Regions from separate parts of the Mus musculus genome. Here regions 1, 3, 4, 5 and 6 are each linked to region 2. The links are chromatin loops, found by intact Hi-C in ENCODE. Cell type or tissue: left cerebral cortex. All regions are shown on one strand. Region 1 holds the start of Rpl18a (ribosomal protein L18A). Region 2 holds the start of Abhd8 (abhydrolase domain containing 8). Region 3 overlaps Ushbp1 (USH1 protein network component harmonin binding protein 1). Region 4 holds the start of Mvb12a (multivesicular body subunit 12A). Region 5 holds the start of Map1s (microtubule-associated protein 1S). Region 6 holds the start of Ocel1 (occludin/ELL domain containing 1).

The links. Peaks named below come from ENCODE experiments on the same cell type or tissue, not always from the same donor. Only the 100,000 strongest peaks of a DNase experiment are listed, where the experiment ranks them.
Region 1: it touches region 2 in a loop (3-fold over the local background); 6 of 42 quality-filtered maps call a loop at or near these places.
Region 3: it touches region 2 in a loop (2.2-fold over the local background); 11 of 42 quality-filtered maps call a loop at or near these places.
Region 4: it touches region 2 in a loop (2.8-fold over the local background); 2 of 42 quality-filtered maps call a loop at or near these places.
Region 5: a loop joins it to region 2, with 4 times the contacts of the local background. A loop is called at or near these places in 6 of 42 quality-filtered maps.
Region 6: a loop joins it to region 2, with 2.9 times the contacts of the local background. A loop is called at or near these places in 12 of 42 quality-filtered maps.

What each region holds. Positions count from the first base shown.
Region 1 is chr8:70,895,946-70,900,945 of GRCm38, forward strand. It overlaps Rpl18a (ribosomal protein L18A), which reads right to left and starts at 1,498. Exons shown (of 5, transcript NM_029751.4): 1 at 1,414-1,498; 2 at 188-367; 3 at 1-100. The coding sequence starts at 1,431. In left cerebral cortex, CTCF peaks have their summits at 1,302 and 2,256 (motif pointing right); DNase peaks (open chromatin) are centred at 1,583 and 2,271; H3K4me3 peaks cover 1,967 bases; H3K27ac peaks cover 1,704 bases.
Region 2 is chr8:71,462,318-71,467,317 of GRCm38, forward strand. It overlaps Abhd8 (abhydrolase domain containing 8), which reads right to left and starts at 1,340. Exons shown (of 5, transcript NM_022419.3): 1 at 1,149-1,340. The coding sequence starts at 1,158. It overlaps Mrpl34 (mitochondrial ribosomal protein L34), which reads left to right and starts at 2,609. Exons shown (of 2, transcript NM_053162.2): 1 at 2,609-2,750; 2 at 2,933-3,436. The coding sequence starts at 2,686. The coding sequence ends at 3,146. In left cerebral cortex, CTCF peaks have their summits at 590, 1,276 and 2,455 (motif pointing left); DNase peaks (open chromatin) are centred at 683, 1,382, 2,461 and 2,972; H3K4me3 peaks cover 3,380 bases; H3K27ac peaks cover 3,008 bases.
Region 3 is chr8:71,382,570-71,387,569 of GRCm38, forward strand. Ushbp1 (USH1 protein network component harmonin binding protein 1) reads right to left here. Exons shown (of 13, transcript NM_181418.3): 10 at 4,781-5,000; 11 at 3,618-3,703; 12 at 3,347-3,469; 13 at 1,705-3,224. The coding sequence ends at 3,047. Among named protein-coding and RNA genes, the nearest start is that of Nr2f6, 3.1 kb to the left of the region's middle. In left cerebral cortex, CTCF peaks have their summits at 2,874 (motif pointing right) and 3,078; a DNase peak (open chromatin) is centred at 4,927; H3K4me3 peaks cover 77 bases; H3K27ac peaks cover 449 bases.
Region 4 is chr8:71,540,622-71,545,621 of GRCm38, forward strand. Mvb12a (multivesicular body subunit 12A) reads left to right here and starts at 2,309. Exons shown (of 9, transcript NM_028617.2): 1 at 2,309-2,436; 2 at 2,512-2,610; 3 at 2,766-2,862; 4 at 4,603-4,729; 5 at 4,926-5,000. The coding sequence starts at 2,353. In left cerebral cortex, no CTCF peak of the experiment used is centred here; DNase peaks (open chromatin) are centred at 2,167 and 2,838; H3K4me3 peaks cover 1,093 bases; H3K27ac peaks cover 394 bases.
Region 5 is chr8:70,902,412-70,907,411 of GRCm38, forward strand. Map1s (microtubule-associated protein 1S) reads left to right here and starts at 3,563. Exons shown (of 7, transcript NM_173013.3): 1 at 3,563-3,716. The coding sequence starts at 3,593. In left cerebral cortex, no CTCF peak of the experiment used is centred here; DNase peaks (open chromatin) are centred at 2,255, 3,551 and 4,048; H3K4me3 peaks cover 1,967 bases; H3K27ac peaks cover 1,690 bases.
Region 6 is chr8:71,369,460-71,374,459 of GRCm38, forward strand. It overlaps Use1 (unconventional SNARE in the ER 1 homolog (S. cerevisiae)), which reads left to right. Exons shown (of 8, transcript NM_025917.4): 8 at 68-273. The coding sequence ends at 250. It overlaps Ocel1 (occludin/ELL domain containing 1), which reads left to right and starts at 1,839. Exons shown (of 4, transcript NM_029865.2): 1 at 1,839-2,526; 2 at 3,009-3,174; 3 at 3,290-3,343; 4 at 3,487-4,230. The coding sequence starts at 2,216. The coding sequence ends at 3,615. It overlaps Nr2f6 (nuclear receptor subfamily 2, group F, member 6), which reads right to left. Exons shown (of 4, transcript NM_010150.2): 4 at 4,660-5,000. In left cerebral cortex, a CTCF peak has its summit at 2,314 (motif pointing right); DNase peaks (open chromatin) are centred at 1,442, 1,879 and 2,184; H3K4me3 peaks cover 1,522 bases; H3K27ac peaks cover 1,556 bases.

The DNA.
Region 1 (5,000 bases), 570 kb before region 2:
GGTCCCTGTACTCCCGATACATGTTGTGTGTGCCACTGCGGGAGTCATAGCGCAGCCAGATGCCAAAGTTCTTCACACGCAGGGGTGACTTCTCAAACACCTGTGGGGAGTAGGGAGGACATGAGGAGTGCTGCCCTGGCTCTGATGGTACCCAGCGACCGGCATCCTGTGGGGCCCCAGACCTCACCTGTCCGCAGTACACAATTTCCCCGGATGACTTCTTCATCTTCTTCAGCTGTGACACAAAGTACCAGAAGCGGGACTTGGCCACCACATGGTTGGGTGCAAAGATTCGCATACGGTACAGTGGTGGTGTGTGGCATTTTGGGGTTGGCAAGCAGCGCCCCACCACCTTGTACTCCCGAAGCTGAAAGACATGTCAGGAGAGAAAGTTGTCTATGTGGGGGAGGGGTGTGGAGGCAGAGCCGGCCTGAGATTCAGTCCTCCCACAGGCAGGGGTGTCCAAAGTGGGCTCATACACTCGAGCCCAGTGTGAGGCAAGTCAGAAGGCTTGTGCTCCGCTACGAAGCTGCCTCAGGGTCTACATGTGGCAGGCTGCTCTGCTCTCCCTGAAACTCCAGGCCAAGATGGCAAAGGTGGCTCACGTCTTTAATCCCAGAGCAGGAAAAAGGCCATTTGTTCTACAGAGAAACTGTCTCTGGATTGGGACTAATTGACGATTCCAGACTAGCTTTTCACCAAGAGTCCGAAGGATTGTGTCCAACACACCGGGGCCAGTATGAGATCCGGCACCCTAGGCTACCGTCAGCCAGCCTTTAGAACTAGCTAAGGATGATTCTAGCGACGCTCTGCTTCGATTTCAAGTGCCGAGATAAGTGGCAGCAGGCTCGGTGTAGCCAGCGCTGGGGACAGGCCGCAAGCTTACCAAATGCTCTCTAAACCTAAGGCGGGCCGCGTGTCCACTCCAGTCTAAATAGACCAGGTTAGCTTTAAACCTCATAAGAGACTAAAACAAGCCAGCCGGGCGTGGTGTCACACGCCTTTAATCCCAGCACTCAGGAGGCAGAGGCAGGCGGATTTCTGAGTTCGAGGCCAGCTTGGTCTACAGAGTGAGTTCCAGGACAGCCAGGGCTACAGAGAAAACCCTGTCTCGAAGGAAAAAAAGACTAAAAGAACCACGGGGCTAGATTTGGCAACGAAAAGGAGTGTAACGCTGATATACACGAAAAGGCGGAGGGCCTTCCGGTGCACCCCGATCTAACCCGCTCCGTCCTCGGCCGCCCAGCACGCGGCGGCCGCCATGTTGGCCGCAAGGAGGCTGTGGGCGAGGAGAGCTGCCCGTAACCGCTGAGGGACCCTCGCGACGAACGCACCACCACCCCGGAGGACACAGCCAACCCGAGCGGCCCTGCCGCCAACGCCGCACCTTTTGCCCCGCCGCGGCCTCCTTACCGTGCCCGAGGCCTTCATGGCACTGCGCACTCGTTCACCGCCAGTCACAAAAGGAAGTGTTGTCTTTCGCGCAGGCTCTCACCATGGTCTCTGACGGAAGTCCCGCCCTCCTGATGCGGTGCTTCCATTGGGTACAGCTAGTAGCGGTCTAAGTTCTTGGCTTTTTTATTGGGTACCGATCAGCTACGTATAAGTCCCGCCTCTCTTCACGGAGACTACAGTTCCCAGAGAGCAGCGCGACGGGCCTTTGCAAGTTTCTCCCGGGACGCCCCATCGTCGTGCGCGAGGGATCCTGGGAGTCTACGCGTAATCGTGGTTCCTAGTTAGATTCCGGATTTTTAGTTCTCTCTGTCTCTCTCTTTTTTCATCTTTTTCTTCCCACTTTCTACATCATCCTTCTGTGTATCTACCCATCTATGACCCATCATCCATCTTTTTTATTTGCTTGCACCACCTTCGTGTCTGGTGCCTCGGAGGCCCGCAGAGGGCGTCAGTTCCTCAGTGCTGGAGTTAAAAGTTGTGAGGTGAATGCTGGGAATCGATCCCTGTATGTGCTCTTAGCTACTGCTGTTCTCTCTCCAGCCCCATCTATCTTTTTCTCTGTCATTAGTTTGGTTTGTTTGTTTGTTTTTTACTGTTTATTGAGATAATGTAGCCCAAACTAGCCTGTAACTCACTGTAATTCTCCTGCCTCTTCCTAGTTCTTGGGATGCTGGAGTGTGCCACCTGCCAGCCCACGTAACTATTTTCTTTATAGAATTGTATCAGAGCTGTGTCACTCTGTCTTAACTTTGTCATTTTCCTGGCCAGGTCCTGTACCTGAAGGCGACAATATCCGCCGTGTGTTTCCGCTAATGGCCACTAGGTGGCGAGCGCGTTTTTTGGCTCAGCCGCAACGCAATGCAATGCTGGGATGTGTGCTTCTAGGTCCCCCATTTCCATTGTGCTCAGGCGCATTCAAGTGTGATCCCTCAGTTTCCCCAGCCGCATTAACACTCCCCGTCCCATAAGATAGTTGTAAGATTTAGAAATTGGGCGTGGTGTTGCATGCCTGAGGTCTTACAAATGGGAGAGTGAGCCAGGAGGCTCAGGAAAGATGGCCTTGGCTACACAGAAAGATCTCATCTTACAGCCTTCCCACCCCAAAATAAACAGCTTAATAACATGTCGGTGTGCAATGGGCAGGCTAGGACACAGTCCACCTCTGCTGGAACACATTGCTCCAACCTGTGTTCTGGAGGCTGCTGAAGTGGGGTAGATACATTCTGTAAGATGCAGGACAGATGCTGGGGTGCAAGCTGTGCCCTGAGAGGGCACAGGGAAAGGAATGGAGAAACAGCTGTGTGAGGAAAAAGTTGGTATCCACAGGCCCAGCCTTAACCTTGGTCTGGGCTTTGATGTAAATTCAGAGTTTACAAGACCCTCAGCTGGGTGAACAGGACAGGTGCTGGCGGTTCAGTTTCACTTCCTGCTTTGCAGATGCCCCCCTTGGCCTCTCCTGAGTGGCGACAGGCTCTAGCCTTAACAGACCTCCTCTCCAAATGGCTCCTCTCCTAGGGGCTATGAAGAATCCCAGCAGGGCCACCTGTTGGTAAGACCTCAGGTTTCTGTCACAACAGCCCTGTCACCACAGGCTAGTGAGTATTCTGGACTTTGAGGTCCACTGACTGGCTTGTCCCCTGTGCCTTTGTTCTTCTGCAGTACACCTGTTAATCTGGGATCTCAGGCCACCTGCTTTTATCCCTCAGTCCCTAGGCAGAGATGTCCCTGCCTTAGTAACTTCAGTCCTGTGCCTTGCAGAACTAGGCAGGATATTGTAACCAGTCCTCAGACCCTAAAATGCCTTCAGACCCTAAACTACCTAGTACCCTGGGTTTCCCTTGTCTGCAACAGGCCTTACACTCTGAGGAGGAACAGACCCAGACATCTGATCCTCAGTACAAAGGACATTTATTTATCCCCCCAGGGACAAGCAGGGGTGGGGGGAGCTGCCTCTGGATTGGGCATAGCAGGTGCTTCTGCAGGAGTGGGTTTTAAGGAGAAAAAGGGAAGTCTGTGCTAGGGTGACTAGGTAAGTCCTGATTAGACAGATCAGCTAGTGTAGACAAATAATGACTTTTGATAGCTGGACCTTGGTGTTTTATTCAGGCATAAGGAAGTAGCCCTTGGTGGCTAGCTTGGGGAATGTAATCTAATGGCTCAGCAAGGGAGAGGGCAAGACCTGCTGGTACCACGTTTACCATGCTTGGGTCCTTCTCTGCGCCAGGACACCTGCCTTTCCCACTCTGCCAAGTCCACAGGGTCTACCCTCAGAGGGCCTCACCCCTCTTTTTGCTTTTTGAGACTAGGCCTCCCTATGTAGCCCAGGTTGGTCAAAGCTTGCTTTTGTTTATTTACTTATTATATGTAAGTACACTGTAGCTGTCTTCAGACACTCCAGAAGAGGGAGTCAGATCTCATTACAGATGGTTGTGAGCCACCATGTGGTTGCTGGAATTTGAACTCAGAACCTTAGGAAGAGCAGTCGGCGCTCTTAACCACTGAGCCATCTCACCAGCCCAAAGCTTTTGTTTTAAAAGTAAAGTTTTATCTTTTTTTTAAAAATATACGGCCATACAAACAAACAAACAATTTCTAAGAAATCTTGGCCCAACTCTTCTGTGACAACATGCTTTTTTTTACTACCCAGACAGGGTTTCATGTAGCCCAGGCTGGCCTTGACTCACTATGTAGTTGTTAATGCCCCTGATTGCTCTTGCCCCTACCTCACCAGTGCTGAGATGATAAGCATCTGCCACAACACCTGTCACAAATGACACTTTTTTTTGTTTGTTTTTCAAGACAGGGTTTCTCTGTATAGCCATGGCTGTCCTGGAACTCACTCTGTAGACCAGGCTGGCCTTGAACTCAGAAATCCGCCTGCCTCTGCCTCCCAAGTGCTGGGATTAAAGGCATGCGCCACCACGCCCAGCACAAATGACACTTTTAATTGATTACTTGATTTTATTATTTTGAGACAAGGTCTCACTCTGTAGGCCAGGCTAGCCTCAAGCTCAGAGTTCTGAGATCTGTCTACCTCGGCTTCCCCAATGCTCCCATTAAGGTGTGTGCCACCATGTGCAGCTTATTCAGGGACTTTAAATAATTTATTTTATTTTATTATGGGTGTTCCCTGCATGTATATATGTGCACCACTTTTGTGCCTGGTGCCCACCATACCCCTCTCCCTTTGCCACTTCCCTCTGTGGGCCTCACAGGGTAATGGAAAGACCTGGAGATGTTAAAAAAAAAAAAACAGGAGAGAAAACCAGTGACAGAGAGACTGAGGTGGGAGAGCTGGTTTGCCATGTTTGTATCTTGCTAGTGACCCTTGGTGGTGATGAACCCTGTTCTCAGGGATGTTCCCTGGCTGTGCTCATAGCACTCCTGGGGTCATGCGGTCATGTCATTCTTGTTTTCTTCATATTTACCATTGAGCAGTTGGATTCCTATTAATTTGGAAGTCCCATGGCTCAGTCCACTATGTCTCAGATGACTCAGACATGGAGTGCTGCTGCTGGCCCTGGGCACTGGGCTGTCCCCAGTCT
Region 2 (5,000 bases):
AGCCCAGGCTGGCTTGGAAATCCTCATGCTGCCCAGACTGACCTTGCTCTGCCTTCCACCTCCGGAGTTGTAGCAGGTTGAGCATACAGGTGTTCCTAAGACCAAAGGGAACCTCGAACTCCCACAGTCCTCCTGCCTCTACCTTCCCAAGTGTTGGGGTGACAGATGTGCATCAACATGATGCCATTGGTTTGTTTTTGAAACAAGGTCTCATTCTGTCGTCCTGGGCTGTACACTGGTCTCAAACTCCTTGCAATCCTCCTGCCTCCACCTCTGCCAGTACTAGAATGACTAGTGTGAACCCCGATCACTGCCAACCTTTTACACGGGGTTTCATTCTGTAGTCCATGCTGGCCTCAACCTTGTGCCCAAGCTCCTGGGTGGTGAGATGACAGCCCATAAAGCCTGGCTCTTATTCTAAAATGTCAAAGTTCTTAGCTCAGGCCTCTAGTGTTAATCTGACTAGTGACGAATGAGGCGGGGGAAGGATGTTGGCCACTAGAACTCGGGTTGTATCCGGCTCCAGGTTCAGAAGAGAGCTAGAGCTGACTTGCACAGTATCGAGAACTGATGGAGGTTGCTGCCCTCAGCATCCTGTGTTCAAAGGGTACACAACCCTAGTGGCAGCCAGGAAGATAAAGGCAGAACCTGACTGGGGGCTCTGGGCCTCCATCCGGTTCCCTTGGCCACCCCCCCCGGTGTCCATGACAACCACAGGCGGTTACATAACTCCAGGGGATACCGGAGCAGCACACCCCCATTGTCTGAGGCATAGGGATGGGGCCAGCTTCGTTTTTCCATCACGGCCTGGGCGCCGCTGGAGTGATGGTCATTAAATACCCCGCTCGTGATAGCCCCGGATGCACTTGAGGGGAAAGCAGGCCTTGCTCCTCATTTCTAAGGCTGTGGAACCCCGACTGTGGCGGCTTCTCTAAAGCGCAGCGCCAGTCCTGTTTCCCAGCCCGACCCGCTTTTCCCTGGAGTTCGTCACCCCCGCGGTGGGGTCAAGGCTACCGGGGTTCCGCAGCATCCTAGCAGTACGAATGCGGAGCTTGGCGGTTATCCACCCCCGGCAGCGACACCCCCCACCCCTCAGTGGAGGCCTGGCAGCCTGGTGACTCCTCTCTCGGGGAACAGAGCCAGCTCACCTGAGGTCATCGAGGGGCCCGGGGCCCGAGGCAGGACGCAGGGGTCCCGGGCGGAGAAGCCAGCGTCCACCTGCAGGTGCCGCTTACATGGTGGTGCGGGGTTGGCCGCATTAGCGCGGACAGGCGCGGGCCCGGACGGTCAACGCAGGGGCATCCCGCAGCCGCGTAGCAAACCGGCCCTGTAAGTCCCACCCAGCGTGGGCGGGGCCTGGAGCAGATGGGCAGGCATCTCGGCCTATGGCAGCGGCGAGCCGTCTGGCCTAGATAACCGTCCAACCAGAGGCTTCTCTTCCCAGGATCAGCGCGCGGTCTGCAAGCAGCAGCCCCACCCCTGTGAAGAGTTTGGGGGGAATGAGGGAGGGATGGGCTAGAGCCTGGACCGAGAAGGGCTTGCAGTCGAGGGACAGCGAGTAGCTTGGGGGTGTGGTGGATGTGCTCTGTCTGGGACAGGGTCTCCTCAGCCAGCTTCTGCCTCCCGCAAGGCGGTATGCCCTCTGTCTCTTGACCTTCTCGTTCTGCACACTTCCAAATCTCTACACTTTCAGGTCGGGAAACAGACAAAACATCAAGGCAGGCATTTGAACCAGAGGCTGTGTCAGAAGTGTCAGAGCTGCTGCAGAACTAGCGAATGGGAATTGCATCCTAGTGATGGGGTCTCTGCTACACCAAGACTGAGCCCCAGGCTAACCTTCCCACCCTGGCGCGCTGTTCGCTCATGGGCTCAAGGTGCAGCCCAAACACTTGTCGCCATCCCTTCTACACACCTTCTACATACAATAAGTACTCAACACATCGCCTCAATTATTTGTAGGCACAACTAGCCATTTTACCATTTAGTTCATGGTAAGGACCATGAACTTCAGAAATGCTGGTGTGTACGGCTTCCTGTGGCTGCTGGCACGGCTGTCTGGACATCTTCTTTAAACAGTGGAGAGCTATGGAAGGTGTGTGAACAGGAGTCCAGATCTGAGCTGCGGGAAGAAAATTCCCCCAGGCCAGCCTGAAGGATTAAACTAACCAGAGCAAATTCACAACGCACGAGTTTTCGAGATTATGAAGAGCTGGAACTCAAGGACATCCGGGCCGCGCGCCAAGAGAAGTCTTGGCTGCGGGCGCCAAGAAGCTGCCAGCCCGCTGCGTGCCAGCTGCCCGTCTTCAATGAGGGCGGGTGAAAAGGCCAGCAGCCAGTTCTCCAGACTGCTGCCAGAGTCGTCACCACCACTCTGGGGCGCCCTCTACCAGTGGCCGAGGCGAAGAACTACAACTCCCAGAAGGCCAGGGGGACAGAATGTCATACGCACACGCAGGAGTTTACATTCGTTCGCCCTCTCCTGGTCATTTTGGAGAACTACATGCCACTGAGGACAGACATCCCCCAACCCCCACCCCACTATCGTCACCTGCAGGTGTGGAACTACAGCTCCCGGAAGGCCCCGCGGCAACAAGAACTACATTTCCCAGAAGGCATTGTCAAGGAGCCCAGAGTGTAGGAACTGGCATTGACCCGGACGACCGGACCATTGACCCGCCGCTGGATATGGCTTTCCTAGCCCGGTGCTTTGGGTGCCAGGCCTGCAGATCGGTGGCCCTATTGAGTGGCAGGTGAGTGTTCAGAGATACCCTGCTCCAGAATGGAAACAAGGGTGGTCTCTATAGACTACCATGCGTACTTATGTAGCGCCTTTTGTAAACAAGCTCTTTTGTTGCCCTGCCCATTACAAAGGCGGCTCAGAAAGTCATACAGCGTACATTCTCTGAGATTCACGGTTCCTCTGGTCCCACAGGTATCTCCAGTCCAGAGTCTGGATGGGGCTCCCGGACTCCTGGCCTCTCCTCTCCCTGCAGCAGGCTCGCGGCCGCGCGCGCGGAAACGAGTATCAGCCGAGCAACATCAAGCGCAAGCACAAGCACGGCTGGGTCCGTCGGCTGAGCACGCCTGCCGGCGTGCAGGTCATCCTCCGTCGCATGCTGAAGGGCCGCAAGTCCCTGAGCCACTGAGGAGCGCAACGTCGCAGGGAATAGACTCAGACGCCGGTAGAGTTGCCCGAGGGCGAGAAGTTGGGGCAAGCTGAAAGTGGGGGTCTGTCCCTTCGTAGGTTTTTAGACGCATCCCCCGTCGACGGCTGCTTACCAACCACCAGCACCTGCGATACCTCATCCATTTCTGTGAATATATTTGAAGGCATCTTTGCAAGACGGGGTCATTAAAACACAGACACCACCCCTACGTTTCCAGCCATTCCAAAGTATTACCGACTTAATAAATATTCACGTTTCTTGAACCACTACGTATGTATTAACTTACAGTTCTGGAAGACTGGTCGGGGTTAGGGATCTTGGGGCTTCTGCTTGACCCCAGGACTCCAACAGGGCTTTTAGTTCATAGGTTCTGTGTCCCCATACAGGAAAGTATTCTCTCTCAGTTCCTGTGGCCTCTATGTTTCTATTTCAGATCTGACCCCCATGTGCTCCAACACCCCAGCTCTAAATCCACGTGACCCATCAGACAACGGGTCCCTTCATGACAAGGCAGGGGCTGCTGACATAACTCAGCAGGTAAAGGCGTTTGCTAAATAATGCTTCAGGACCTAAGTTCAATCCCAGGAATGCACACCATAAAAGGAGAGGACAGTCAGTTACTAACTACAGACGAGACATCGGGCCAAATCGGAAGCCAGCACCACTCTTAAATCACCCAGTGTGGCATTGTTTTAGATTGATGTATTTATATGTTGTATATGCCATTTACTTGTGGCTTAGTTTGGTTTCTACCAAAAACAGCTGGTAGAGGAAACAATTTATTCTGTCTCAGTTAACAGTCCATCTCTGAAGATGGTCAGGCAGGACCTGAAGGCAGGAGCTGATGCAGAGGCCTTGGAAGGGTGCCACTTGTGCTCAGCCTGCTCCTCATGGCTTACTCAGCCTGCTTTCTTATAGAATTTAGCACCACCATCCCAGGCATGGCACTACCCACAATGGGCTGAGCCCTCCCCAATAATCTCTGATTAATAAAATGCATAGCCATGTGCCGGGTGTGGTGGCGCACGCCTTTGATCCCAGCAGTCCGGAGGCAGAGGCAAGTGGATTTCTGAGTTCGAGGCCAGCCTGGTCTACAGAGTGAATTCCAGGACAGCCAGGGCTACACTGAGAAACCCTGTCTCGAAAAACAAACAAACAAACAAAAACAAAACAAAAAAAATGTATAGCCATGATGGCCTTGAATTCCTGACCCTCCTCCCAGACATGGCACTCTTGTGGGGAGGATAGGTAGGCAGTGTCAGATTTTGCCCTAAGTCTGGCTCTAACACCTGCTATAGTTCTCCAGAGGCCCAAGGTTTTAGTCCTACCTCAGGGGTCCAAATTCCAGGTCCCTCAGGCTTCCCCCCTATGTTGTAGTTACCCCCTATCCAATCCCTCCTGCAGACCCAGTCCTTTCTTCCAGCTGGGGCACACACCTTTAATCCCAGCATTCAGAATTTGAGACCAGCCTGGACTACACAGAGAAACCTTGTCTCAAAGAAAAGAAAATGTCCCACAGGCTTGCCTACAACCCAATCTTATGGAAGGATTTTCTTAATTGATGCTCCCTCCTCCAAGGACTCTAGCTTGTATCAAGTTGACATAAAAAATTATCCAAGAGAGTCTCAGTGAGTGAACTGTTTATGGTGCAAGCTTGAAGACCTGAGTTTATATCCCCATACTCACAAAAGGCCAGACATATCAGTGGCCCAAGCACTTGGGAATCAGTGGTAGGCAGATCCTGGGGGCTTGCTAGCCAACCAGTCTAGCCAAAATGGTCCAATTCCAGGTTCAGTGAGAGACCCTGTCATAAAATATAAATGAAGGGGCTGA
Region 3 (5,000 bases), 80 kb before region 2:
TCTAGCCCCCCTCCCGTCCAGCCCCCCACGCCTAGAGCCTCCCAGCTGCCGCCACGCCCCTGCCCCCTCCAATTCTACTGGAGCAAGCATTTATTAAGCACCCTTTGTATGCAGGACCCCCCAGGGCACGGATTTATTAAGCTCCCTTCACATTTGAGGCCTAGATGGGATTGAGGCCTGACTCTAGGTCTGTTAACGTTTAACAGAGGGAAAAGTCCCTCTTGGGGTGACCTTTCACCCCTGAGTCAGAGTTCTGACGGCCAGGCCTGTTCTGCCTCCTATGCAGGCCTGGGTCCAGTATAGACACACCAGAGAACGCGGCCAACCTGGACAAGGTGCCCTCCCTTCTGTGCCTTGTGAAAATCATCCCACAAGATGAGCCCTCACATAAGGGGACTTAAAGGAACTGAGGTTCAGGTTTCCGCTAGCCATGTACACCCAGCCCTGTGCTGTTGGGTACCTAGAAGAATCCACCTGGATACCTTGTGAAAATACAAATACAGAAATCAGGAAGAACTAGAATCAGACTGGAGCAAGGACTTCCCAGGAATCTGATTAGAATCGACCCTGCTTTAGTGGTGACAAATCCTGGGTGACCCAGAAGATAAATCAGTTTAGGAGTCATAGTTGGTTGTTTGGGATGAGAACAGTCCTAGATTGGACTATTCTCGAGTCCTTGGTGCCAGTATCTCAGGAGAGGGTTGAAAGGGTTAAGGGCCAGAGGGCCAGAGAGAGGGCTTAGGAGGAAGAAAGGCTCTGGAAGAGGGGGCTGAGTCACAGAAGTTCAAATAAACAAGGATTTTGGGAGACTAGTCTCAGTGAGGGGCCCAAAGGGAAGAGATAGTTTCAGAGGGGTATAGCCCTGTCCCAGTGGCGCTGCCACTCTTGGCCCCCTAACCTTTGGGACCCAACCGCCTCACCCCGCCCCCATAACCCCTGCCCGTGGCCCCGAGGTGACATTTGACCTTGTGGTTGTGGAGGACCTAGGGACAAAGACACTGGGCCCATCTGCTGCTGGGACGCCCGTGGGAACTGCCAGATACTGTCGGGGCTGCCTGGGAATCAGCCCTGCACGGCTCCCACCCCCAGCAGGTGACCTTGGCTGACCAAAAAAACCGATCTGCTGGCTAAAGGTTAAAATGGCTTGGGCCGGCTAGAAGGGCAAAGGTGCTTGCCTGAATTCGATTCTGGGCACTGCATGATAGGGACCCTGGAGACTTGTAGGGCGTGAAAGAAGGAAGCAATCCTCTTCCACCCCCCAGGCCCCACACACCAGCAAGGTAATCTGCCTCTCTGTCCTAATCCCTCAAAGCCCCCAGAGTATGGGACAAACATAGGTCTTCAGCCCCAGGATCTGGCTCTTGCTGCCTGAGGCACTGAGGCAGCCCTCCACACACCCACTCCCCAGGAAGGACAGCTGTTCAGAACACCTGCACAGGTGTGGCCTGCAGGCTAGTCCTGCTCTACGGTTTCAGCCAGGAGGGGACAACTGAACCGCAGCCCAACCCCTACTCAAGCAAGGGGTGTGGCCATACACTACTTGGTCAGCTGCTGCTAGTACACACAGTCACACAGACACACACACACACACACACACACACACACACACACGCACACTGTGCTCTCTCACATGCTCTCTCTCTCCCCTCAGGAACCCTCTTGAGTGTTGCTCCAGTTGTCCCCACTCAGAGCTCTCTACCATAGCAGTACATTAAGTTTTATTCTTACCATTTTCAATCATGTGTATCTGTGTGTGGGCGTCCTAGGCGGCCAGAAGCATCAGATCCCCTAGAGCTGGAATTACAGGTGGCTGTGAGCTACTATGGGTGCTGGGAACTGGACTCTGGTCCTCCTCTAGAGCAGTAAGTGCTCTTAACTGCTGAGGTATCTCCTCTGACTCTCAATTTAACAACAGTAACAACGGGTGATATTGTGGATGTCAGAGGACAACTTTGTGGCGTCCATCCTCATTCCACCTTTATGTGGGAGCTGGGAATTGAATGCAGACCTCAAATTGTCACTCCGCAATAAGCACCCTTGCCCAGTCAGCCATCTCTCTGGTTACACTTTTCTCATTCATTCATTTTGTTTTTATATTTAGGTGTGTTTTGTCTGCATTTGTGTCCATGTAATGTGTCTACCTGATGTCCACAGAAGCCAGAAAAGGGTACTGGACCCCTGGAACTGGAGTTACAGACAGTTGTGAGCTGCCACGTTGGGTGCTGGAAATGGATCCCAGGCCCTCTGCAAGAGAGCCAGTGCTCCTAACCACTGAGCCTTGTCTCCAGCCCCTCATTAACTTCTTTCTCTGATACTGTCTCAAGAAGTCCAGGCTGGCCTTAAACACACTGTGTAGTCAGGGATAGCCTTAGGCTCTGAGTGCTGGCATCACAGGCAGCCACAGACTTCCAGGTGTATATGTCACTGGGTTTGGAACTCAGGGCCCTGTGCGTGCTAGGCCTATACTCCACCCACCAAGGCCTTTGTTTCCCCCCACCCCACTCCATGTATTCTGCAGAAGACTCCCACATGTTCTATAAGGGCTGGGACCAATGCAGGCCTCCTTAGTGCAGGCTGTTGGGAGCACACAGAGACAGCTCTGAGGGCTTCAAACAATCTCAGCAGGTGCCCTACTGCTGAGCAACCACCAGCCCTCTACTTCCTGTAAATGCTGGTTCTAAAGCAGCCTGGGGTTCCTCTCCCTGGGAACAAGCCTCCCTGCCACACCCTTAAGCTAAGCCCGTCCCACCTCAGTCCCCTCTTGAAGAGACGCTCCAGGTGCCAGGGACAAAGGACAGGTTTGTAAGTTACTTTGTCTAATTACATGTGTGAGGGAACATTAGTACAGAGCCTGCAGAGGCCAGAAGGGGGTGCCAGATCTCCTTGACCCGGAGTCACAGGCGCCATGGCTGCTGAGGCTGGCAATTAAACTCAAGTGCCCGCAATTGGAGACCCTGCTCTTAGTTGTTGGACCACCTCTCCGCCCACCACAGGACACTGTGACACTCCAGCCACCTCTGTGTCACAAGCAAACGTGGTCCGGGCCCTACAGGAAAGTCTGGGCTGGCTGGGGTGCCCCAGGCTTCCCCAGGGCCCTAGCGGTGGCTGTCAGCACTGCCAGCTCTTCTGCCTGCTGAGCCTGCAACCGAGCCACCTGCTGCTCCAACTTCAGGCGTTGCTCTTCCTGCTTCCGGTGGGCTCCTCTGAAGGCCAAGGCCAGAGCACTGAAAGCAGGAGAGGTGGGAGATGCCTGGCTGAGCTAGGACAGAACCTAGCTGGACAAAAGCCAATAGCAGTGGGCTTGCCCGCTGCTTCTCTTAGAAGGGAGCGCCATGCTGAGTCCCACCTGTGAGCCTTGCACAGTTCTCTGGACAGCTCGGCACTCTGAACACGTCTGGTTCGGCCCTTCTGAGTCACCTGTTCCAGCTGCTGCCGCAGGGACTGCAGCTGTGCCCGCAGGTCTATTGCCCTGCAAGGGTGTGAGAGAGGCCATCTCAGGACCCTGTCCCAAGCCTCCCACATCTGCACACCGGCCCACACTTTGGTGTCTGCTGTATACAATGCTCCCAACCACACTCTCTTATGCATACATACACACAAAGGGCCCTAACACTCACCGGGCCAAGGACGCTGACAGTTCCTGGGACACATTCTCAGAGTCCCACACTTTGCCCATCTGACCATCCAGGAGGGCAAGAGGGCCCTAAAGGAGGGGGACAGGAGTGAACGTGCAGTACTCACCTCCAGATGGATATGGAAGGTGCCCAGATCCCAGCTAGAACTTAGTTTAGGTTTTTTTTGTTTTGTTTTGTTTTGTTTTGTTTTGTTTTGTTTTGTTTTGTTTTGTTTTTGACATGGGATCTCTTTGTATGGTCCTGGCTGTCCTGGAACTCGCTCTGTAGACCAGGCTGGGCTCAAATTCAGAGATCTGCCTGCCTCTGCCTCCTGAGTGGTGGCATAAAGGCCTGTGCCACCATTGCCTGGCCATTTATTTAATGTTGTGTGTGCATGGACGCATGGGTTGCCGTTGCACGTGGAGGTTAGAAGACAACTTGTAGGTATTGGTCCTGTTTTCACTCTTTGAGTAAAGAATGAGACACATGCCAGTGTCACCATAAGAAATGGGGTCTTCGCCTTTCTGGGCTGTTTTCTTTTTCCTTTGGGTGTTACTAGATCATCACTTTAAGCCCCTCAGTGACTTTAGCTCACTAATTAAAGTGTCCTTCACCTTGGGCTGACCTCCATGTCCCCCATAACCCTCCTCCCTTTAGCTTGCCTGGCCTGGGGTTCTCCTTTCAAATTCTAATAAACTGAGCTTCTGTTGGCTACATTTTATTAATGCAGCTAAGAACCCTCAAAGGAAGCCTAACTCTCCAGCTCTGTTGAGGAGCCCCAAAATTTCCAGTAATCCTTCTCTCCTGACTTCTAAATACTGGCTTTTAAATATTTTTTGTTACTTTTAAAGATTTATTTATTTTTATTCTCTGTGTATGGGTGTTTGCAAGCGTGTGAGCATGTGTGTGTAGTGCCCACAGAAGTCAGAACAGGGCATCAGATCTTCTAGAGCCGGAGTGATGGTGGTGAACATCGAGTGAGACTGGGAATCGAACCTGCATCCTCAGCAGAAGCAGCCAGGGCTATTACCCGCTAAGCCATGGCTTGAGCACTACCCTGCACCCCTGGAATTGAACTGGGCAGGCTCGGCCTGAAGTACCTTGCCAACCCGTTCTTTGGGCAGGATAGCAGAAACTCACAGACACCATGATGGCAGGAGCCATACCTGGTAGTGCTGCTGTCTGTCCTCCCCAGCCTCCTCCTCGCTGCTTGGGTCCTCGCTACTGCCTCCACTGCTGCCATCACCCGCAAAGTGAGCCCGCTCCCAGCGAAGCTGCTGCAGGAGTAGCTGGTGGGCAGGGCCCTGGGCCCGCAGTGCAGCCTCCCGCAGCTCCAACCCACGCTTCTCTCGTTGTGTTAGCTGCAGCCTCAGCACCAGATCAGCC
Region 4 (5,000 bases), 78 kb after region 2:
TTTTTGGGTTTTCCAGGCAGGGTTTCCTGACTGTCCTGGAACTCACTTTGTAAACCAGGCTAACCTTGAACTCATACATCCTCCTGCTCTGTCTCCTAAATGCTGGGATTAAAAGGTATTTAATCTCTGGTCCACCCTGAGGAGGTGTTGTGCACACAGTTTCCATGATGAGCATGATGAGTAAACAGTTTGGAACCAAGGACTGTCTCTTTCATCAAGAACCACAGTGGAGAGAATGGAGAAGCCTTTGTTTACAGAGCTGTGTCTTCTAAGTCTCCCACAGAAGGACTCCTTGTGCTTCCAGACAACTGCTGCTAAGCTAAGGACTTTTGCCAATGAGCTGAGCTCTTCATCACAGGAACATGGACCCGGACACTCTATTCTCTGCTCCTCTGTGACTTCCAATAGTGTCTGGGTGTCCAGCAGTGTGAGAACCTCTGGCCCTGCCTTCCCTCCCCAAAAGCCCGAGGGCCCCCTTCATTGCTGATTCCATGCTGATTCCAGAGGAGACTGGATTCCCAGGAGTCAGGGGACCCAACTTTGGCCTCCTACATCCTACACTGTGATTTCCCACCCCCAGAGCAGTGTATTGTTGCTTCCCTCCAGCCCAGCATCGGATAGCAGCTCAGGGCAAACGCAGTCTAGCATCTCTGTATTCCACCTGCCCAAGAAAAATTTTCACATCCCAACTGTGGGGTTGGGCAAAACTCAGAACCCCAGGATTAGGGTGTATGATGTGAGATTCACAAAGAATCAAAACAAAATTTAAAAATAGTAACAAATACATAAATGAGAATATACCCCAGGGTGTGGGTCGGACCCTGCAGGGGAGTGCTAAAGTAGTACTCGTGGGTGGAAGCTCCACATTCCACCTGCAGGCCCATAGGAAAGAGGGTCCCTCACTCTAAAAGAACCATAAAGCTTACAGAGGCAGGTAGATCTCTGTGAGTTGCAGGCTAGCCTAGTCTACATAGTGAGTTCTAGGCTATCCAGGGCTACCTGAGAGACCCTGCCTCAAAAACCAACCGACCAAAACAAACAAAAATAACCAGAACAACAACGAAACCCCTAGCTTGCTAGTGAACTGGCCTCCAGGGCGATATTATTTGTTATTTAAGTCAACAGCTGCATAGCCACAATGATCTCTTTGGTCAAAATCCTAGAACAGAAAGTGTTTCAAACTTCTTCTTTCTACTCTATTTTTTTCTTTTTTTGGTTCATTTCCTTTTTGCTAGTATTTAAAGTATTTTTTTTGTTTTGTTGGGGTTTGTTTGTTGTCTGTTTGTTTAAAGCAGGGTATCCTGTAGCCCAGGTAGACCTCGAATTCCTGCAATAGAAATGATTAAGGCATCACTTTCTTGTTCTGACTGACTTGTGTCTGCCTAGACACTCTCAGTCTCCCACGCACTAATAGCCACACCTGTCTTGGCAACAGTCTGGGGACTATCCTTGTCCCTGACCATGTCTAGATGTATTAACGACAATGTTTGTGTTAGCTAAAACCTAAACCTAAAATAACTACAGGAAGTGTAAATCATAAATAATTGTCTTGTGTCTGGAAAATACTGCAATCTCTGCAAAAAAGACGGATGTTACAAGGTTACTCAAGACCCTGATAATGATACAATTGTGGTTCTTAAGTGTTTTGCTTTTAAAAATGCTGTACCCCTAAGCTCTGGCTACTCTACATGTGGCTATTATTAAAGGACTCGTGTAGGTTTTTTTGTTTGTTTGTTTGTTTGTTTGGTGTTTTTGGTGTTTTCGAGACAGGGTTTCTCTGTGTAGCCTTGGCTGTCCTGGAACTCACTCTGTAGACCAGGCTGGCCTTGAACTCAGAAATCTGCCTGCCTCTGCCTCCCAAGTGTTGGGATTAAAGGCGTGCGCCACCATGCCCGGCTACTCGTTTAGTTTTAATTGGCTTAATTAGACTGGTTATCAGTCTAACTATCTCGTATGGTTTTTTCACCATCTTGTATGCGCCTCTTTAAGTCCCTGAAATGACAGGCTATATCTACCAGGCCTCCTCTCCAGACCAGTTAAGTTTCCTTGCAGAAGGCAGGAGTCACAGGGTGATGCCGCACAGCATTCTGGGGAATGTAGTCCCGTCCGGAAAGTGAACGCCCCCTCCGCACACTGGGTAGTGATTTAGGGGCGGGAGTTCTAATCTTTTTTCCGCAAACGTATCTTAAGCGTCCAGAGGGCGGGTCTCCACGGTTACTTTGGACTGGTCAGCAGTGCTTGCGCATGCGTACTAGCTGCTTTGCGGAGCACTTTCAAAGGTGTTCTGGGAGTTGTAGTCCGAGGTTCCGGTCCCTCCGAGGGCTGTAGCTGCCTTCTGAGCTCCCAGGAAGGATGGATCCCGGGACGGACTCGGCGCCGCTTGCTGGCTTGGTTTGGTCGTCGGCCTCGGCGCCGCCGCCGCCGGGTTTCAGCGCGGTAAGTGGGAGCGCGCAAGGGTTGCGGGGACGGGCCAGGAAGGGGACGAAGTCCGATGACCTGTGCGTCCCGCAGATCACCTGCACCGTGGAGGGCGGGACGGCCAGCTTCGGCCGAGGCTTCGCGCAGAAAGCCGGCTACTTCCTGTGCCTGAGCACGCTGGGCATCCCGGAGGTGAGCACGGGTGGCCTGAGCCTGAGTTTGCCCCGCCCCTCGCCCTGCCATCCTCGACCCTTCTCCAACTCTCTCCCACCCTTACTGCTCATACCGTTGACCTTTCCCCTCCCCTCTGACTGCCCCCTTCCACCTGCCCCCTCTCGTGCTCCCAGAACCCTCAGGACAATGTGGTAGTGGACATGCAGATCGTGATGGACAAGGGCCCACTGCCGTCAGGCTTCTCTGCAGTCAACGACCCTCAGGATATCAGTAAGATCCGTGGGCACGGGAGAGCGGCAGGCACAGGGAACGGCTGCTAGTGTATGTTTGGAATAGGACTTAGCTGAGCAGGAAGGCACAACCTGTAAATGCAGAGCTCCGGAAGCTGAGGCAGGAGGATGGTGGCGAGTTCAAGGCCAGCCTAGGCTACAGAGTGAGGCCTTTATCTCAACCCACTACTCCAGAATTAAATAGTTGACACATACCTGTCTTAGCATTCAGGCTGAGGCAGCTTTGTATCCAGCCTGGGCTACAGAATGAGACCTTGCCTCAGCTCTTCCTAAGAATTTGAGCATAGTGGGGCATACCTGTCACTACATGAAACCCCGCCCCTAAACAAACAACAACCACCCCAGATGTCTTTGGCATACCCACCCTCTTCCTCACTGCCACTGGTCCCTGCTGCTTGTCCTCTGCTTCTGTGGCGGAGTGAGTCCTCCTGGCCATTCTCTTTTCCTTTCCAGGCTCTTGCACTGCGAGTCCACCTGGAACTGGCTTCCCCTGTTCTCTGCATAGCTCAGCCTCCCCTCTCCCTTCTCCCCTGCCTGACCCAGCTGCCCGCCTCCCCGATGGTGCTTGGTTCTCTCGGTGTCTTTAGTGACCGCTGGCAGGCTGCCGTGCAGAGGGTCAGGTCAGTGTGCAGACAGAGGAGGCGTCCACAAATTCTCCTATCCTCCTTTTGCAGCTGTCTCTTGACTTAGTGTTTAATTGGTTTGGGGGGACAGGGTCTCAATGTGTAGCCTCAGCTGGCCAGAGCTTCAGTCCCATGGATTCGTGGGACTGAGCCGTTGTGACCAGCCCCTTGTAATCTGCAAAGTGTGGAGACTGCTGTTCTTCATCCCAGTACTTGAGAGGCTGAGGCAAGAGGATTGCTTCCAATTCAGAGCCATTTTCGGCTATGTGATGAATTCCATCCCAGCACTTGGGAGGCAGAGGCAGGCAGATTTCTGAGGTCTCGGCCAGCCTGGTCTACAGAGTGAGTTCCAGGACAGCCAAAAAAAAAAAAAAAAAAAAAAAAAAAAAAAAAAAGCCAGGGCTGGAGCATTAGCAGAGTTAGCAGAGTTCTTACCCAGTGTGCATAAAGCCTGGCTCCATCCCCAGCACCACACCAACAGAGTCAAGAGGTTGAGGCAATATTGGGCATTCAGGGTCCTCCTCGGCTACATCTTGAGGCCAGCCTGGGCTACATGAGATTGTCTGATAAACACAAATATATGCACATGATAGAAAATAGCACCGGGCAGTGGTGGCACATGCCAGCACTTGGGAGGCAGAGGTAGGTGGATTTCAGAGTTCGAGGCCAGCCTGGTCTGCAAAGTGAGTTCCAGGACAGCCAGGGCTACACAGAGAAACCCTGTCTCAAAAAAAAAAAACCAAAAAAACCAAAAAACAAAAAACCCTCTTGACCTCATGGACCACACACAACAGCTGTAGGTTGGACTTTTTAAAAGAGGAGTTCTGTGACCCCTTGGGTTATAGGACCAGGGAAAGTGAGGTTGGGGTGCTAAAATAGGTACTACATGGTTGATTCCACAGTCCCCCCCGCCCCCTGTCAAATGTCAATCTGTTTTACTGATTCCAAAAAAGTTAGTGAATCTCCTATTTATAATTTAGCCAGCTCCCCGGTGTGGTCCCTGTCAGTTTTGTCCCTACAAAGTACAGGCAAGCGTCTTCCGGGGCTCCCATTCCGGTGGTACACTCCCCTCTCTCACCCCCTGCCCCCACTCCCAGAGGCCTCTGTGTCCAAGAAGAAACGCATGTGTGTGAAGCTGATGCCCCTGGGGACAGCTGACGTGGTTGTGAGTGACGTGAAGCTGAGTGGGAAGACTAAGACCGTGCCTGGATACCTGCGTGTGGGGTAGGTGGAGCATCCTATCCCACCTTCTGTCTCTGCCATGTTGCATCCTGATTTTACCGGCATCTCTGCATGTGGGGATGGCATCTCGAGGGCCCTGTGGTCAGTATGCTGATTAGCATGAGGGTGAGCTGCTGAAAGAGAAACACTCCCAAACGGTGGCCACCGGAGTTACCCTGCTCTCCTCCCCTTACTCCAGGGACATTGGTGGCTTTGCCATCTGGTGCAAGAAATCCAAAGCCCCAAGGCCGGTGCCCAAGCCCCGCACGCTCAG
Region 5 (5,000 bases), 560 kb before region 2:
TTGGTGCCAACTGGAGGGAGCTTGGCCCAGGGCTCCCGCAGGGAACTCCAGGAGCTGCAGGAGGCTGGCGGTAAGTCTATGGTAGCTGTCAGAGCTATGGCAATGGCTCACAAAGCTCAACAGGGCTAAGCTTGGTGCCCCACATCTGCCAGCCCATGGTTGTGAGGTGGAGGTGGGAAGATTCTAAGTTCCAGGGGAGCCTCCTTTATGTCTACCTAAAAAAGACTGGCTGGGGGCATGGTTCAGAGGAAGAGTGACAGCCTAGATTCACCCAGGGAGGGGCTGGGGTTGTGCCTCAGGGGAAGTGTGACAGGCTAAGATCCCACCGGGAGGGGCTGGGGCTGGGGCCTGGCCTATCAGTGATAATTTTGGAATTTGGGTTTCTTGAAAAATGCAGAAACATAAGAAAGTGTTTTTATTTTAACCCCAGGTGTGCAGATACGGGGGCTCCTATGCACTGGCTGCAGCAGTTGGCTGTGATTTATGTCATGCTCTAGCGGAGATGTGGTTTTGCTAGCTAATAAATACTATGATAGATATAGGATAGGTGGTTGTTGTTCAAGGGGGTTGACTGCGGTTTGTTGGTTTATACTCGAAGAAACAGGGATCTCTTTCCCCTTTATCCTTCTTTCTCTCCTATGTAGTGATTGAGGGTGAAACTGGGCTATAAAGGGTGGGAAAAAGAACCCACAAAGTTGCAAAGACCAGCTATAACTCAGGGATAGGGTGCCAGCCTAGACTCCCCCAGGGAAAGTGCTGGAATGTGGCTAGGGGTGGCTGGTGATGTGGAGCCCCAGGCCTGGCTGCAGAGGCAGAGAGGGATGTCTGGCTAAACAGCTTGGGAGTGTTGCGGAATAGAAAGTCTGACTGCCTCAAGGGCTCACAGCTTCCTCCCTCCCCTCCCCCCATCCCTGTCTCCACGGGGACCAGACAGCTGCTCCATTAGCTGACTGGATCTAGGTGTGGATAGAGGTGAAGGAAGTGACCTGAGTCCCAAGTGACCACTGAGTCTTTCTCTCCAGGAGACTTGCAATCCCCACGCCTTGACTCCCAACCGTAGGGATAGGAAAAGCTCAAGGACATTTCTCTCTCTCTCTCTCTCTCTCTCTCTCTCTCTCTCTCTCTCTCTCTCTCTCTCTCTGTGTGTGTGTGTGTGTGTGTGTGTGTGTGTGTGTGTGTGTGTATTTTGCAAAACTTGAGGTCCACAAAGCCTAATGAAAACCCTTTCCCCAGCTGACTCATGGCAGAGATGTACTGTGGAGCTCCAGGCCCAGAGACCAGATAATGACATTAACACTCACTACTAATGTAAGTGGTATGCATGCAGTCTGTTGTGCCCAAAGCTGAGAGACTGAGGCAGGAGACTCATCAGTTTGAGGTCACTGTGGAATGTATAGAAGTGGAAAAAAGAGAACAGTAGAGCCTTAGGCAGCAGGAGAGCTCACAAGTCAGCCAAGGGCTCCTGGGTTCAAATCCTGAGGGACTCTGTGAACATTAGCATGAAAAGACTGAGTAAATGAATGAGTGGAAAGTGGGGGATGTGCTGTTGGCTCCATTGTGCAGAACCCTCAAGCCTCCACTGTGTCCCCTGCACAGAGCAGAACCAGAGAGTGTGACCCTGCTGGTTTTCACCAGAGCTCCAGCTCTGATGTGGTGGTAAGATTTCACCGTGCAGCCCTGGCTGGCCAAACCCTTTCTACGTAGACAAAGCTAACCACATACAGACATCTTCCTGCTTCTGCCCCCTCCCCAGTGTGCTGGAATTAGATGCATGCCAACATGCCTGTCTCTTCTTTTTTAAAGATTTCTTAGTGTCTGAGTGACTGTGCATATGAGAGCATCCATAGAGGTCAGAGGGGGTGTCAAATCCCTTGGAGCAGGAGTTCCATGAAGTTGGAACCTGTGCTATGGGTGTTGGGAATGGAATGTGAGTCCCCTGCAAGAGCAGTTAAGACCTCTTAAGATTTGAGCTATCCCTGTAGTCGCTTGTGTTGATTTTACTACCCTAGTCTTTCCTGGGACTTGCTCTATTTTCCAGGTTAGCTTTGAACTCCCTATGTAGCCCAGGGTGGCCACAGACTGTCCAAGGTCACTCAGTCTTCTGTGATGAGTTAGGGGTGTGGAGATGCACTGCCAAGCCCATTCTGCACTGGATCTTAGCCAGAGGGCAGAGAATGGACCATCCCAGTTCTGTTTCCGTTATAACAACAGAGGAAATCACAAGCCATCAACTTCTGCAGGCTGACCAGTTAAGGGGGAGGAGTCAGGATTCAGGAAGGATATTGGCGCCAAAAGAGTATCCAGGAAGCTCAGACCATGGCTTGAGGACTTGGCTGATGCTACGGACTGATGGAGGAAGTTGGCTTGGGGAAGTCCTTTACAGAACGTCTGTCAGCAGCAGGCTTGATTTGGGTTCCTGATGCATCACACCAGTCCTGAATTGCCTTTGCTTGTTTTTCATTTATTTTAAAAGTCTGTCTGTCTGTCTTGTCAACACTGTGTACACCAGTGTTGGCCTTGAACTCACAAAGATCCTCTTGCCTCTGTCTCTAGAGAGATGATGAGGTTAAAGGCATGAATCTTTGTCTTTTTAAATTGTTGTTTCTTTTTGATATATGACTTGATGTAGCCTAGGCTGGACTCATATTTGTTAGGTAGTGGAGGTTGACTGTGAATGGAAGCACCTGGCTGGGCTTAGTTGTTTACTCCAGAGACAGAAGGCTCACTCTTGAGGGGAGCCAGCTGGTCCTTCTTGGGGTGAACAGCATTTCAAATACTTAACATGGAATGGCCAAAAAAGAAGTAAGATTGGACTGGGTGGTGGTGGAGCACACCTTTGAATTCAGCACTCAGGAGGCAGAAGCAGGCAGATCTCTGTGAATTTGAGGCCAGCCTGATCTAGAGAGCAAGTTCCGAGACAGCCAGGGCTACACAGAAAGACCCTGTTTCGAAAAACAAATAAACCAAGATGCAAGTTTGGGGTGAAAATGTTCCAGGTCTGAGTGGGAGCCACATAAGCAGTCTCCATCACACATAGCCCTAGTGAATCCCAAGCTGTCTACTGTCCCAACGTGTGGGAAGCTGTGGAGGCAGGAAGATCACAGTCCCAGGGTCATCTAGAGACAACCTGACTTGGTGTCAGATAGGCTTGGTGACTTTACCCCTCCAAAATGTCCTTTCTTCCAAAATGACCCGGCCCAGCACACACACCTAGCAAGCAGCTACACATCCCCAAGCTCTCTTCTGTCCAGGTTCTAACTCAGGAAGCTCGCAGGACCTAGCCGACTCTGGTTCTGTGCAGAACCCCTGTGATGGAATGAGTTTTCGGGGGACAGAGATTCTAAGCGTTGCTTAGCGGGAGAATGAATGAGGGAATGAATGAAAAATGAATGGATGAAATTTGGGAGGGATAACGGTATCTTAGTACACAGCCAGTCTCAGTCCTCTTCGGGCTCCCAAAGCCTAGCGGGCATTGACAGAGGGGTGGAGAGGAGGGGGCGCTTCCGGCCGGGGTCTCCGGTGCTTCCGGTAAGCTCCCTGAAGGGGCGTGGCCAGCGGGGCGGGGCGCTCAGAGCGTCGGGGCGGTGCGAAGATGGCGGCAGTGATGGCGGCGCCGGAGGCTGTGGAGGCGCCCAGCTCCCTACTGTTGCTGGTGGTGGGTGGCGAGTGTGGCTGCCCCGGGCTGCTGGCCTACGTCATGGAGGAGTTGGAACGAGGTCGGGTCCGTGGGGACTTGGGGCGGTGGCAGCGGGGCGGGGCGGGGCGTCCGGGGCTGGGGGTTCCGGCGCGCGGCGGGCCGGGGTCCGGGTGGGGTGCGGGGTCCCTGGACGCAACGTTCCGGGCGTGGCCTACGATCCAGACGGGCATAGGGTTGCGCACGTGCCTAGCGGCGGCCTGGACAAAACTCTGCCACACGGGTTACTGGGTCTGGGTGGGGCGCGGCAGGCTGGGATCCGCGTGGGGCACGTTAGATGTGGCGTCACATTCCGGGGATACAGGGTTCGGGGAGCGGCCTGCGGCCGGGTGGGCGCTGCGTCCCCGACTTCGGGGTTCTGGCGGTGTGCGGCCTCACTCCCACGGCCCCTCCCTTCGCCTGGCTGGCAAGTTCCCCCGGCGCCCGGGGGCCTGCTTTCCGGGGGTGCTAATTGGTGCGTGGGTGGCGCGGCCGCCCCGGGGATGCTTGGCACGAGGGGAGCTGACTCAGGCGCACCTGCCACACTGGGGCATCGAGCGCAGCAGCATCCTCTGCAATGGGGTAGCGAATGCGATGCCTATGCCTGTTACCCCTGCAGTCGTGAGCTGAGGCCAGAGGAGCACTGCAAGTTCCAGGCCAGTCTGGGCTACAAGACAACCTATTCAAAATAAGTGCTGGGATTCAGTCGATAGATCTAAAGTTGCCTGGAGTGCTTGATCATGGGCTTCATCCCCAGCATTCTTCACTTGTCATCTCAGCACCTTTGAGATGCACATCAGATAAAGGGCTTGTCCTTAACTTCATAGAGCAGTTGTATTCAGCATGGACTACGTGAGACCATGTCTCAAAAAAAAATCAAATCCCCAGAACAATGTAGAATGCCCATCGAGGTGCATGGTCCTTGGGCCTAAGTGGGACAGCCTCAGCATACAGGCTGGGCTGAACGACAGGCAGTGTCCCTTGTCTTCTGAGAAGTGCTGATGTGCTGGGGAAGAGGACTCAAAGCAAGCAAGACTTCCATGGTGTCAGGGTACTTGAGGATGCTGAAGGCCTAGAGCAGGAGTTGCCTAGAGCAGGAGTTCTCAGCCGGTGATTCATGACCCTTCTGGAGAGGGGCTGCATATCAGATATTTACAGTTTGTAACTAGTAAAATTAGTTATCAAGGAGCAACAAAAATAACTTTATGAGGCTGGAGAGGTGGCTCAGTGATTAAGAGCAAACTTTTTCCAGAGAACCTGAATGAGGTGGAAACTTAAGGGTACTTTGGAAAGTCAGTTGGATGGGGTTTTGCTGGGGGCAAATGTG
Region 6 (5,000 bases), 93 kb before region 2:
CAGGCTACTCAGGAAAAGTCATACTTGGGTCTCAGTCTTGTTGACACAGCCCCTTCTTCTCCCACAGACCCTGTCACATTCACTCAAGATGGCAGACCAGAACCTGGAGAAGCTGAAGCTGGAGTCGGAGAGATTGGAGCAGCATGCACAGAAGTCAGTGAACTGGCTGCTGTGGGCCATGCTCATTGTCGTGTGCTTCGTGTTCATCAGCATGATCCTGTTTATCCGAATCATGCCCAGGCTGAAATAAAACAAGAAAGCCTGCACACCAACCCACATGTCTTCAGTGCTAGCAGTGTGTGTGTGTGTGTGTGTGTGTTGCAGGGGGTGCCTGGGCTGCAGGGTGGTGCCAGCCAGGACACCTCTATCCTGAAGTCAGCCTACAGCCCTTCACCTGGCCACTCTGCTCCAAAGGCGTAGGGCAGCCTACAATACACAACAAAACCAAGTCTCAAAAACAGGAAGAAAAGTTAAAACCTGCCTGGGAGAGCAGTGGCCACGCAGATCCCCTCCCTAGGGAGGCAGACTGAGTTTAGGGCCAGCCTGGTATACACAGAAAATTATAGGCCAGACAGGGCCACATAGTGGGACCTTGACTCCATCTTCCAAAAATAGCACAAGAAAGGCTTGTCAGGCGGCTCAGTTGGTAAAGACACTTGCCACAAAGCCTGACAGCCTGAGTTCCACCCCAGAGCATGAGCAAAATAAGCAGTAAGAGTTAGGGACAAAAAAGCCAATCAAAAACTATATTTAGCCAGGCACTGGTGGCGCACGCCTTTAATCCCAGCACTTGGGAGGCAGAGGCAGGTAGATTTCTGAGTTCAAGGCCAGCCTGGTCTACAGCGTGAGTTCCAGGACAGCCAGGGCTATACAGAGAAACCCTGTCTCAAACAAACAAACAAAAAACAACAACAAAAACAAAATTAAAAACTAATAAATATATTTGGGCCGGGAGTAGTGGTGCATGCCTTTAATCCCAGCACTTGAGAGGCAGAGGAAGGCAGATTTCTGAGTTTAAGGTCAGCCTGGTCTACAAAGTGAGGACAGCCAGGGCTACACAGAGAAACCCTGTCTCGAAAAACCAAAAAAAAATATATATACATATATATGTGTGTGTGTGTGTATATAAATATAGATAGATAGGCTGGAAAGATGGCTCAGTGGATAAGAGCACCGACTGTTCTTCCGGAGGTCATCAGTTAAATCCCAGCAACCACATGATGGCTCACAACCATCTGTACAGCTACAATATTCTCATATACATGAAATAAATCTTTAAAAATAAATATATTAACTGTAATGGTAACTTCAGGGAGTCTGACATGCACACACACATAGTTAGCATAATAAACGTCACTTCTTAGGGTCTAGGGAGATGACTCAGTGTAAGAGTGTGACTCAAGTATGCAGATCTAGGTTCCAACCCCTAGTACTCTTGTAAAATGGCAGAGGTGGGGAGCAGGAACCTATCAACCCAGTGCTAGGAGGGAGATACAAGCAGATCTACCTGGAGCCCGCTGGCCAGCCAGAATACCTAAACAGGGACCATCAGGTTTCGGAGAAACTGTCAAAAAAAAAAAAGTAGGGCTGTACGACACTCAACGACCTGTATTGGTCTCTGAGTATGTACAAGGTCACACACACACAAAAATAATACAATTGCTAAAGAAAAAAATAAATTGGTAAACAAAAAAAAAAAAGCAGAAAGAAAAGAAAAAAAAAAAACTACCTTATTTTCCCAATAGACTGGGGTAAATGAATAGGCCAAACAGCATAGTGAAGGGCTGATTCCAACCCAGAGAGGAACACGCGCCGCAGGCTCCGCCCACCCTGAGAGCCCCGCCCTAGCGGCCGAGCGCCCGTGCCAACGGCTCCACCCGCAGTTCCTGCACAGCTGCGTTCCCGGCGGCAGGGCCAGACGGGGCTCTGGGACAGGTGACACCGAGTGGGATCCTCGGATAACCACAGGCGGGCGGGGGCTGGAAGCTTTGTGGGCCGTAACCCCGCGAGGCAAGAGGCGAAGGGGTCGTCTCGACTCGGACCCCAGTCGCCCTCCGCTGCTTTGCGCTCTTCCGGTTTCAAGAATGGGGCGGGGCCCGCGCTGCACCGCCAGCCACTCTCGAGCATGACGCCGCGGTGACGTCGCGGCGCCTCGTCAGTGCCCCTTTCCGGGATCCGCACTCTGGGTTGCGCGGCCAGCCAACCGCGCTCGCGTATGCAAATACATGCAGGTCCCGCCTCCAGGCGCGGCCGGCGGGGTCCTCTGGCCAGGCTCTCAGGCCCGGAAGCCACTTGCAATTCGCGCCCTGCCGCCAGGGGGCGCCAGAGAGCTGCAGCCCCACGCATGCCTGCCCCGGAGCGTCCGCGCTCCAGACGGCCGCAGAGCCAGCCCGGGCCGGGAGAGCTCTGCGTGAGGCCCCGGAAGATCGTGTTTGCGGATGAGCTGCGCCCCCGGGAGCCACTGCACCCTGAGAAGCATCCCAGAGATCTGGGACCCCGCCTCAACCCAGTACCTGACTACGAGCTGTGAGTGCCCACTCGTTGTAAGACCAGGTCTGGTCGTCTAGTCCAAGATAGCCCCTACCTTAGTCTCCTGAATTCATCATACCCACGTTCCCTCAGAGCTTCTTAATGCCTGGGAAACAGAAAGGGGCATTGAGGCTGGGGTTTTGATGGGCGAATAAGAGTTTATGAAATTAGGAAACGGAATTGGTGGTAGAAGGCATTTTGATTTGGTGGTCAGCACTGGCAAAGGAAAGCCAATTGCCGGGCCTAGCAGTGGTGACACACGCCTGTAATCCCAGCACTTGGGAGGCAGAGGCAGGCGGATTTCTGAGTTCGAGGCCAGCCTAGTCTATAGAGTAAGTTCCAGGACAGCCAGGGCTACACAGAGAAACCCTGTCTCAAAAAAACCAAAAGAAAAGAAGAAGAAAAGCCAATTGCCATGATGGGTGGAAAGACAGATTTCCCTCTACTTATACACTGACTGACCCCTTCCAACCTGGTAGTAAGTACCCACCAGTGACCAACAGAAGGGACCGGAGCCGCTATGCCGCAGTGTTCCAGGACCAGTATGGCGAGTTCTCGGAGCTCCAGCGGGAGGTGGGGGCCACACAGGCTAAGCTCCAGCAACTGGAGGCCCTGCTGCTGTCGCTGCCCCCGCCACGAAGCCAGGTCAGCCCAGGAACTCCTGTGCCCCAGCTTCCTGCGGCTGTGCAGCTTCTACTGGGTGGCATGCTGTCAGGGTCATGGTGGCCCTTCTGAGCCCCTTCCCACCTTGCCCTTTCAGAAGGAGGCTCGCATGGCAGCTCATGTCAGGAGAGAGTTTGAGAAGAAGCGAGGGGTGAGTGGAGACTCCTGGGGTCACAGATTGGGCTGTGTGTGTGTGGTGCTGTCTTGAGACTGGGACCATGTAATCAAAGCTGAACAGCTTGAGGGCCTCTGGTTACAGTGCCAGGAGGACTTCCTCAACTCTTGTCCCCCTAGGATCCTGGCTTCCTGGATAAGCAGGCTCGCTGTAACTACCTGAAGGGTAAACTCAGGCACCTCAAGGCCCAGATCCGCAAATTTGATGACCAGCAGGACAGCAACAGTGAAGACTCTGTGTACTTCTGAGTGTCCTGGAGATGGTGGCGGGCTCCTCCTCCAATAGGAAACCACACCAGTTCTTCCAGGGAGTAAACATGGATTAGACACCTACTGTGTGCAGCTACCTAAAAGCATCCCTTCATTTTACAGAAGGGGAAATGAGGTTCATAGACCTGTCTGAGGTCTCATATGGGGGCAATGGCTGTGTAGATTCCAGGGGGCATAGTCAGAAGGCATGAGTTGGGGCAGCCTGGCATAAGTATTGTGATGGGGCATACTAGGGGTAAGGGCTGGGCAATGCTTGGGGCCTGCCTGCAGGGGCGCAATCCAGGACACCTTGATCCTGTCCACTCTGCATAGCTCCTCAGATGAAACTAACCTGAGCCACTGAGGATGACAAGTCCCAGGCCACTTGCAGGCCAGGAGTCTCCTAGGAAGATGTCTTCCAACAGAGAGGACCACATGTGTGGAGTTTGTAGTAAAAGTAGATCAGCTAGGGCTTGAACGCAGGCCTCGGGCTCAATAGGCATGGATCTCACTCAGTCCCACTCCACAGTTGGGCCCCTAACTCCCTGGTATTTTTTGTTTTCCAAGGCTGGGTTTCTCTGTTTAGCACTATCCTTAAACTCACTATATAGACCAGGCTGGCCTTGAACCGAGATTGGTCTGCCTCTGCCTCCCATGAGTTGGAACCAAGGGCATGTGCCACCACTGCTGGGCTACTCCCCCAGCTCCCTTCATCACCACACATCAACAGTTAAATTCACATCTCAATCTGTCCCCACCTTCTTTATGGTAACTTTAGAAACAGGAATATGTTACTTGGGGGAAGAAATTGAATTCAAACTGACCCCAATGTAAAAAGGTAAGTTGGTCTCATGAACATGAATAAACACCAGGCTTTCAGGTGTGGCTTGATCCAGCAATCACAAAGCTGTTTTGAGAGAGCCTTTTCCAGGGCCTCTTATTCCTCCACAGTAGTGAGGCGAGTCTCCCACCCTACTGGGACCTACAGAGCACAGACTAGACCCTGGGGTTACTTTCCCAATACTGCAGAAGAAAGCAGAGGCTGACCAAGTAAGGGAATACCTTTATTATTGGCCAGGTTTTCATCATCCCATGGTGCCCTCCGTGGACCATGTATCCAGGGGATCCTCCTGGCCCATAGTACTCCTGCCTAGCTGCAGTGGCCTTTCCAGATACCCATGACACCAGAGGCATCAGCATGCTGGCTCCAGACTGTTGAAGGTCTGCCAGGACAAGGCCTGGGAGATCCAAATCTTTTTGGTTTCATGATTATTTAAAAAATAAAACAAAACAAACATTTCACAGTCTTTAAAAAAAGAAATCAGTCTCAAAAGAGAAGCTGGGGCCCTGATCCCCAGGGTCCCCACAAGGCCCCAGTTTCCATG